Linked DNA regions of Homo sapiens: region 2 is linked to region 1. Evidence: chromatin loops called from intact Hi-C (ENCODE). Cell type or tissue: breast epithelium. All regions are shown on one strand.

Region 1 (5,000 bases):
TTTTGTGACCTGCCCACCTCGGCCTCCCAAAGTCCTGGGATTACAGGCATGAACCATCACACCCGGCCACGCAACGTATTTTCTATATCTTCTCTTATAAATCTGCTTTTCTTTATTTACAGCTGTCTTGATAAATTCATTTACCACCTGAGACACTGGGCCTAGCTAATTGCTACCCACGACACCCTGCTCCTTCCCACCACTGGCCCCCATGACAAAGCCCAGGGTGGCCACATTTGATGGCTTGGCCTCGGTCCTGGGCCAGCACCCCAGATTTAAGGGAAGCTGGTGGGGGAGAAGTGAGAGTTTTGTTCCTGTAGTGGAAAGAAAGCCGGGTCTCCTAATGGAGCTCTTAAGTGGGAATTCCTCAAACACAGGAAGAAAAAGAAAGACATCCTTTAGAATCCCACTTCACTGTTCTGCAACCTGGACCAACAGGAAATTTAAAGATCACCATTTCTAAGCAATAGTTATGGCTCATATGGAAGAAATGCAAATCTTCCCTGAAACAAACAAAAACTCGCACGAAACGACTGTCCCATTGCCACTGCTGCCCCCAGGCTATGGGGCAGTCTTTCCAGAACTCCTTTGGTGCGTGTTCTGTCGTTTTGTCAGAATGAGAGACAAACAAAATTGCATTTGCTTCAGCCACGTAATGGTTTTGTTTTGTTCTGTTTCTTCCACATGAGCACCCATGCTTTAATCTTTTGGACATTCACTTTTTCCAGCTCCACCAACTACCATTAGAGAGCCAGAACGGCACTCTCCCTGCCCCCGGTGTTAGGATCCTACCAGCTTTTTTGTTTCTGGACTTTTGTTCCTGTGGCATAGGAACTTCAGTCTTCAAAGCAGAGTAGAAGTATGGAACTCAGGAACTATGGGGTTGATTTATTTATTTTTCTTCCAGTAGAGAGTTTATTTGGGTTCCGTTCGAGGACTACAACATGGGAGTATAGATTCAAGTTGCCCTGGATATAAGCTCCCGGGAACTATGTTTTAACATAAAGATAAATGACGTTCATTTTGTTTGAACTGGTGTCCCAGGATAGTGGAGGTTCTGGAACGTCCTGGAATGTTGTGTTCTCCCGCTCCTTCCTTCCCTGGTTCACACCTATTTACAATGTCCCAGATCAGGCTGGGTGAGGTGGTTCACGCCTGTGATCCCAGCACTTTGGGAGGCCGAGGCGAGCGGATCACCTGAGGTTCCAGCCTGGCCAACATGGTGAAACACCGACTCTACTAAAAATACAAAAATGAGCTGGTCGTGGTAGCACATGCCTGAGGCAGAAGAATCACTTGAACCTGGGAGGCAGAGGTTGCAGTGAGCCAAGATTGCACCACTGCACTCCAGCCTAGGTGACAGAGCAAGACTCCATCTCAAATAAACAAACAAACAAAAAACAAAAGAAAAGAGCTATCATGTCCCAGATCATAGACACATAATTCCTCTCCCTCAAGTCTCCAGCTGTACTAGTTTGCTCGGGCTGCCATAATGAAGGACCACAGACTGGATGATTAAACAACAGAAATGTATTGTAGAGGCCAGAAGTCCAAAATCAATGGGTCGGCAGGGTTGGTTTCTCCTGAGGCCTCTCTCCTTAGTTTGCAGAGGGCTGTCTGTCTTCTCCCTGGTTATCACATGGTCTACTCTGGGTGTGTGTGTGTCTGTGTCCCAACCCCCTCTTCTTATAATCCTCTTCCTATTGGATTAGGGAGGGCCCACTCATATGACCTCTGCAGAGACCCTACCTCCAAATACAGGCACATTCTGAAGGACTAGGGTTAGGATTTTAACAGACGAATTTGCGGGGGACACAGTTCAGCTCCTAACACTAAGCAATCATTTGGCAGTGTGCTGTGTGGGCGCGGTGTGGTGGTGAGAAATGGCTCGGGTCCCAGGCATGCCTGGGTTGCATCCTGGCCCTGCCATGGGTCCTCATGAAGCTGACTGGTTCCTTTATGATCCTGCCTCCCTTGTTGTGAGACAGGAGAGCATGTGTCTCTCACGGCTGACTGTGTAAGTAAAATGAGACCAAAGGCCTGGCACATGCTGGGGCGAACGACACATGGAAATTAACATCCTTAGATAAAAGTGCAAGACGGGCCTCCAGCAGGGAGCTGGGAGGGCAGCTGGCTTCTGCCAAATTTCTTTTTTTTGTTTTGTTTTTTTTTTGAGATGCAGTCTCACTCTGTCATCCAGGCTGGAGTGCAATGATGCAATCTCGGCTCACTGCAACCTCCGCCTCTCCAGTTCAAGTGATTCTCTTGCCTCAGCCTCCCGAGTAGCTGGGAATACAGGCACGCGCCAACACGCCAAACCAATTTTTTGTATTTTTAATAGAGACAGGGTTTCACTATGTTGGTCAGGCTGGTCTCAAACCCCTGACCTCGTGTTCTGCCTGCTTTGGCCTCCCAAAGTGGTGTGAGTCACGGTGCCTGGACTAAATTCTTAACCCTCTTTGAGGTGTTTGGTATAGGACCACTCCCTACTGTCCACCCTTCCTGTGGCGGCCCCACCCATCTTTCAGCCCCTCCTCTGATCACCCCTATCCCCAACCTCTGCTGAGCTACACCCACTATTTGAACCCAACATCCTTCCTCTAGACCTGTACACAGCCTGCTCCCTTATCTGGGATGTTTGTCACCCTCCCCGAGGCCACTTCTCCTGGTCCTGAACCTCTTTAACTCCTACTCATCCTATAGACTGTGAAAGTGCCAGTGTTGGGTCACCTCCTCCAAAAAGCCTTTTTTTTTTTTTTTTTTTTGAGACAGAACCTCACTCTGTTGCCCAAGCTGGAGTGCAGTGGCACGATCTCGGCTCACTGCAACCTCTGCCTCTCGGGTTCAAGTGATCCTCCCACCTCAGCCTCCTGAGTAGCTAGGATTACAGGCGTGCGCCACCATGCTCAGCTAATATTTTTGTATTTTTAATAGACACGGGGTTTCACCATGTTGTCCAGGCTGGTGTCAAACTCCTGACCTCAAGTGATCCACCCACCTCAGCCTCCCAAAGTCCTGGGATTACAGGTGTGAGCCACCGTGCCCGGCCAGGAAGCCTTCTTTGACCACTTCCTTGGTGCTTCCTCAGCCTCCAGGGATTCCCCCATCACCGCCTGGCCTGAGGACATGGACATGGGGTTGTCACTGCAGGAGGAGTCCCATGAAGACAGTAGACCGCATTCTGGAATGCCTTTGTATTAGTCCATTTTCATACCACGATAAAGACATACCCAAGACTGTAATTTATAAAGGAAAGAGGTTTAATTGACTCACAGTTCTGCCTGTCTGGGGAGGCCTCAGGAAACTTACAACCATGGTGGAAGGCAAGAGAGAAGACAGGCACCTTCTTCACAAGGCTGCAGGAAGGAGAAGTGCCAAGTGAAGCGGGAAGAGCCCCTCCCTTATAAAATCATCAGATCTTGCCGGGTGCGGTGGCTCATGCCTGTAATCCCAGCACTTTGGGAGGCAGAGGCAGGTGGATCACTTGAGGTCAAGAGTTCGAGACCAGCCTGGCCAACATGGTGAAACCTTGTCTCTACTAAAAATACAAAAATTAGCTGGGTGTGGTGGCTCGCTCCTGTAATTCCAGCTACTTGGGAGGCTGAGGCATGAGAATTGCTTGAACCCGGGAGGCAGAGGCTGTAGTGAGCTGAGATGCACTCCACTGCACTCCAGCCTGGGCGACAGAGCAACACTCCATCTCAAAAAAAATAAAATAAGTAAAAATAAAAATAAAAAATAAAACAAAATGAAATAATCAGATCTTATGAGAACTCACTATCACGAGAACAGCAGCAGGGATCCACTCCCATGATTCAATTGCCTCCACCTGGTCTCTTCGTAAATCCCTGTGGGTCACAATTCAAGATGAGGTTTGTGTGGGGACACAAATCCTGACCATATAAGCCTTGAATTGGGTGTTGTGCTGTGTGGGAGGCATCTACTAGAGGCTTGGCAGAGCCCGTGGTTCTCCAAATTTTATGTGTGTGGAATAACTTGAAATCTCTAACTTGTTGGCAGCCCACTTAAAAGCATGGAGCTCTTGTTGCATTTATTGCTCATCAAGCCATTGCCCCGGGACCTTCCCAGTGAGGAAAAAAGCCCCTAGTGGAGGAGGGACTCAGAAATGGACCCAGGAGTGACTGGGCGTGGTGGCTCATGCCAGTATTCCCAGCACTTTGGGAGGCCGAGGCAGGCGAATTACCTGAGGTTGGGAGTTCGAGACCAGCCTGACCAACATGGTGAAACCTGTCTCTACTACAAAAACACAAAATTATCCGGGCATAGTGGCGCATGCCTATAATCCCAGCTACTCGGGAGGCTGAGGCAGGAGAAGCACTTGAACCCGGAAGGCGGAGGTTGCGGTGAGGCGAGATCGCGCCTTTGCACTCCAGCCTGGGTGACAAAAGTGAAACTCTGTCTCAAAAAAAAAAAAAAGAAAAGAAATGGACCCAGGAGTGGAGGTGTGGAGGTGGGTGGACCACAGCTCCCATGCTGGCAGAGGGCAGTATCTGGAAAGCCACACCGGGTACAGGGACTCTGCCACCTCTCTAAGCCAGTCTCCTCTGCTGTAATATGGAGAGAATGGCTATCTCAGCAGTGGCTGTCATGTTACACGTGGCTCTGTCTCAAAACGCACGGCATCGCCAGCTGCTAGGCATTGCCCTCTCCATTCATGCACCAACAAAAATGTACTGAGCATCAGAGATGTGCTCAATAACCCAGGGCATAGCAGCAAACGGGGCTGACACTGTCCCTGCCTTCAGGGAGCCCATAGACTAGTGGGCAGAAGAAAAAAAATCAATACATTAACAAAGAAATAAAGGAATATGAAGGGGGATATGTGTCATAAAGAGGGGGGTGGGTGTAGGGTACCAAGGTGCAGGGACTTGGTCAGGATGATGGGCAGGAAAGGCTCTCTGCAGAGGTGGCATCTTGGCTGAGACTTGAAGGACAGGAAGGAGCCTGGTTGAGCAAAGATGCAAGGAAGGTGAGGCTGA
Region 2 (5,000 bases), 250 kb after region 1:
ACTGACTGTGAGAGGACACAGATACTGGGCTTAGCAGACAAGGATTTTAAAGTACCAAATGTAACCGTGCTCAAGGATGTAAAGGAGATACGCTTCATAAGAGTGAAAAGGTGGGATATCTCAGCAGAGAAATAGAAACTATAAAAAAGAACCAAATGGAAATCCTAGAACTGAAAAATACAGTATCTAAAATAAAAAAAAAAAAATACCGAATGTGCTTAACCTCAAGAAAGATCACAGAGGAAAGAGCCAGTACACTTTAAGATACATCAGTAGAAATCATCTAGTCTGAAAAACAAAAGCGGGGAGAAAGATTGAAAATAAAACGGCCGCTTTAGGATGCTAAATGTTAGGGTAATTTGTTATGTAGCCGTTGATAGCTGGAATAATTCCTGTGAGACATGGCGCAGAACCAAACGCTAGACAACTTGCACTTTTAGTATATGGGCGCACCATTTTGGCAATCCTCATCTTCAGGAGAGTGAGACTACTGATTCCCCCCTTGGGAAATTACTGGACTGATTTTTGCAAAAGAAAGTTGATAGCGAATAAAGCACTTTACCTTTTTAATGACCAGGACTGCCTTTCTTGAGCACAAAAGAGGTGGTTTTTCTTGTGTTTAACTATTCTTTTGTTGCTAATTTGGACTGGCCTCTTATAGGAACAAAATGCAGTAACCCTTAAAAGGCTTGCGAAATAACTCACTGAAGTCAGGATCAGATTGCACCATAAGTAAATATGGAGTGTGCCCAAGTGCTGCTGTGCAGAGGTCACTGGGGCGCACAGGAAGTCGATGGTGTGTCCTGTCACTTGTGCAGTTGCTAATAGCACTGCTGATTTCTCAGCAAACAGTTTAGAGGGTATGAAGGAGTTCATTCTTTGAGTATCAACTCAAATGCCCTCTGTTTCTCTCAGTTTCTTACGTGTGTCAACAAAAGGCCTGAACCTGAAAGCATTACCTCTGGGATTTTTTTCCTCCTTCCAAAGACCGACACAACGCCGAAATCTTGTTCTGGATGTGCTAGAGTGTTCTTTATTCTTGTAGCCAAATCCTTGTTCCAGCTGGGTGTTACAGATATTTGCCTTGCTCATTGTTGCCTCAAGGGATGGAATTCACTCGCACTCAGATGACTTTGGTTATAGTTTTGGGAAAATGGAATGGATGGTTATGTAGCAGGTCTTTATCACGGGACCAGTAATTCTCAGTGTTTTGTCTTGATGGATTGTCTCACTTCTAACCCAGCTAGGGCTTTAAGGGAAATTTGGCTCTGTCTCTGCTCCAAGACTAAAGATCTGAGTTGGGAGGGATTTCGTATCATCTAGCCTAATTTGGGTTCCTCCTTTGCCCAGAAGACAAAAGGGACTGATGATTTATTGTTTAGTGTTTACTATGTCCTTGCATTGTGCTTAGTGAATTACATATATTATCAACTTTAATCTTTGCATCAGCCTTGCAAAGCAGGTTCTGGTAACCACATTTTAAGGAGAGGCCATCCAGTTAGGTGCAGAGCCCAGGGTAGAATTTGGATTTGTTTGCCTATTGAGTTCCCAGGCCTGTGCTCACTTCCTGCCCCATGGTGAGAACTTGCCAAAAGGTTGGAGAAAAGGGTTTAAAATAGACTTCCTGCAGGACTTCAGGCTGGAGGCTGGTCAGTCTGCGTCTCCTAGGCCAGCCAGGCCCCTTAGACTCCCTCCTGGTTGAAGTTGGGAGCTCTTGGGGGTCCTCTTATCCTTGTTTCTGATTCACCCATTCATCAAATACGAATGTTTGCTGGCTTGGGGATCCTTTGACGGGTAATTCAGGCAAGGTATTAATATCTTCTGTGGAGCTTCCATTCTGGCATCATCTGGGGACCATGCTTGCCTCTTTGAATCAGAATCTCAAAACTACTCATGACACAGATTTTCCTAAAATCTTTGTGTACTGCCTGATTCCTCTGAATTTTGAGCAAGACTCTTTCAAGCCCAACTGTGTCTGTGTTGTCTGTGTAACTTCATCCATTGCAGTGAGTATGGTGCCCACCTGCTGGATGGCCCTCTTACACTTGTGTGGCACTTTCCATTTTCCAGAGCTCTTTTCATCTGCTTTAGTTTGTTGGAGCCTTATGATACCTCTGTGGAAAGGGCTGAAAAGATATTTCCACCATCATTTTCTAAATGAAGAAACCAAGGCCCCGAGACCAAGTGTGATTTAACTCAGCTAGCACTTGCTGAGTGAGAATTGCCGTGTGCTGCATGCTCTGGAGAAGACAGTCGCTTTAGTGGTGGAATGACACATGTCCACTAGGAGCTGTAGCAAAAGTCCGTGTGGTGAGGCCTGTCAGAAAGGAACAGGGGGGTGATGTGTCCTCTGGGCTGGCTGTGCCAGGAGCATTTCTCTCTAAGGACAGGCACTGGACTGCCAGGAGCATGGTATCAACTGGAAGGATGGTCATCTTTCTTTGAGATACTTGTCTTTGGGCAAGATTTAAGAGAATCAAGGTACGTTGCCTCAGATTGAAAATCTGCACAGAAATGTATTTTATCCCAAATTCTCATGAGTCTTTAATGCTTAAGTCTGTACACGTGATAGATGTAGTGTTTCCTGAATTGTAAAGGAATTGCTAGACTTCCCTTTACCTCGTCATGGTAGGGAGGTGTCAAATCCTTACTGACTTCTATTCTTACCTTGTTTTTTTGTTCTCGACTTGTGTAGTATTTCCTTGCTACAACTGTAGTGATTAGTTTACTTCTAAACTTTTGTGGACCTAAATGGAGATTCTGTTTTGGTTTCTATTGTAAGAAGCACAAAGATACTAATGCTATAAACATGAAGAAAGCATTCTTCAGCTTCTTCTTTGTTAGAATAAGGAATGTATGGTTTACCTTTTTCTTCCCTATTCTTCTTCTTTTCACTATTGTCATAACCTCTTTAAGTGAATCTTTATTAGAAGAAAAACCAAACGTTTATTTCATAAAGCTAAGTGCATTTTTCAAATCGGACAGACAGATGATCTAGTTTATCTACCTTCCGCCCGCCAAGGAAATTGTATTGACTAGGATGGGCCATATATCCGTTCTGCTAAAGGTTATGGAACTGCTATTCAGTTTCTTCTCCTCCTCCTTCCTCCTCCCTGATTTAAAATATTCCCAGCAGTCACATACTTGATGATCCCATGTCAAATATATGTGCCTATAAATCTTTTACTATAAGCATACCTTAATTTTAAAGTAAGTCTGTACTGTATGAAAAAGTTCAACATGTAAAGACAAACTTTATTTGGCCCCTTCAGTTCTCAATTTTGAAGGCAGGTTCATTTATATACATAAAATAATCTTTGTAATACATTTTTCGTTAACTTTGTGTTGCTCATCATGTTACTCCCAGCATCTAAATTGTACCTGGCACATAGTAGGCATTCAGTAAATTTTTCTAATTTTTCTTGAATGACAATTTATTTGTAAAATAAATTGAATGTTGAATGTTTACTACATATCAAGTGCACTTTTAGGTTCTGAAGATACACAGCAAGTAAGACAGTTCTTTTCAAGGAGTGTAAATATTACTATACAATTTTCTGACTAAATTTACAAAGACTAGTAAAAATAGATAACTTTTCAAATGAAAATTAATGTTCCTTTAAATTCTGAGTTCTGTATTTTTGAAAGTCTTTTTTTATGTTTGAATATATTCTAATTTACTGTAATTTGCCATCGTTTTATTTGATCCAAATCATATATATTTTAGATTATAAGAACATCTGTATTGTATAATATTTGCAAGTAATTAAAAAATATTTTTTAAATCCTAGGTTTAGGCTTCGTAGATCTGAATGCGGTTTTTTCATTAATCTTAAATAAAATTTAAGACTGAATTTACAGTTGTTAAACATTCATAACATGATCAATTTTTAGTGGGTTTTTTGGTGGGGTGTACTATTTTCCACCCTTTTTGTATCTAGTTGCAAGGAGCCAAGAACAGGCAAATTATTAACTCCTTTATTATTTCCTCCTGTCTGAAATGTTTTCAAGCAGCGTATTTGTCTGTTAAATCATGAAAAACTGAAAAAAAAAGTCTATGGCTATTTCCTAATGATTTTATTTAGGTTGTTGCTCTTAATGAGGATTAGTACCTGTTTTGTACATCAGTACTGGCTGACTTGTCAGTTACTCGGATAATTGATCGAGTGATTGCTCTGCAGAGAAATAAATAAATGCTTAACTAATATGTGTTAGTGTTTTTCTTTTTGCAACTGTAAAATAGGCCGGGGTGGCATGGCCCTTGGTGCTCAGGCAGGGCCAGCTTCTATATTCTCAGCCTATACTAGCACTGTGTGGACTTCCCAACCTTCATACTTTCCCTGAGTGACCTTAACTTGGCCTTCAGAACTCAAGGTCACAGGTACCCTGTTGACCTGTGCAGAAACACTTTCTCTTCTACGCTCCTCACTATACTCTTCTGCCCTCTGCTCACCCCCTGACTTACACTCTACCTATAATCAGTTTCTGTGGGTAAATAGGTTATGGGTTGTTGATTCTGATGCATATTTCAGTATACGTGTGCTGTTGTTTTTGGTTTTACTTAATAAGTGTTTAGTGTGATACACATACGTAAACTGATCACCAGCAGAACTGTGACATATGAAACACTTTATTTGGGTATCACTCAATTTTACTGTAGCAGCCTCCATCCCTTCTTAGTTATACCACCGTTACCACCACTTTTGTCCTTGCTCCTCCCTTGATGTTTTGTCTTTCATGAAACCCATCTCCCAAGGTCTTTCTGGATGATAATGGCTTAATTCACTCTCTTTCCCAGATACATGTTTTTCCTTCTTTATAGGAACCTAACTCTGCCTGTCTAATTGGGGAATTCCAGGCAGGGTATTGAAAATGTCTGGGGGGCCGGGTGCAGTGGCTCAAGCTTGTAAACCCAGCAAGCACATTGGAAGGCTGAGGCGGGAGATTGTTTGAGCTCAGAAGTTGGAGACCAGCCAGACAACATAATAAGACTCCATCCC

What was found. A loop is a pair of places that touch in the nucleus more often than their neighbours do. Peaks named below come from ENCODE experiments on the same cell type or tissue, not always from the same donor. Only the 100,000 strongest peaks of a DNase experiment are listed, where the experiment ranks them.
Region 2: a loop joins it to region 1, with 7 times the contacts of the local background. A loop is called at or near these places in 1 of 110 quality-filtered maps.

The regions. Positions count from the first base shown.
Region 1 is chr22:45,491,452-45,496,451 of GRCh38, forward strand. No RefSeq gene overlaps it. Among named protein-coding and RNA genes, the nearest start is that of FBLN1, 8.9 kb to the right of the region's middle. In breast epithelium, no CTCF peak of the experiment used is centred here; a DNase peak (open chromatin) is centred at 2,203; H3K27ac peaks cover 2,188 bases.
Region 2 is chr22:45,742,338-45,747,337 of GRCh38, forward strand. All of the region lies in intron 9 of ATXN10 (ataxin 10), which reads left to right. Among named protein-coding and RNA genes, the nearest start is that of MIR4762, 16 kb to the right of the region's middle. In breast epithelium, no CTCF peak of the experiment used is centred here; no DNase peak of the experiment used is centred here; H3K27ac peaks cover 1,189 bases.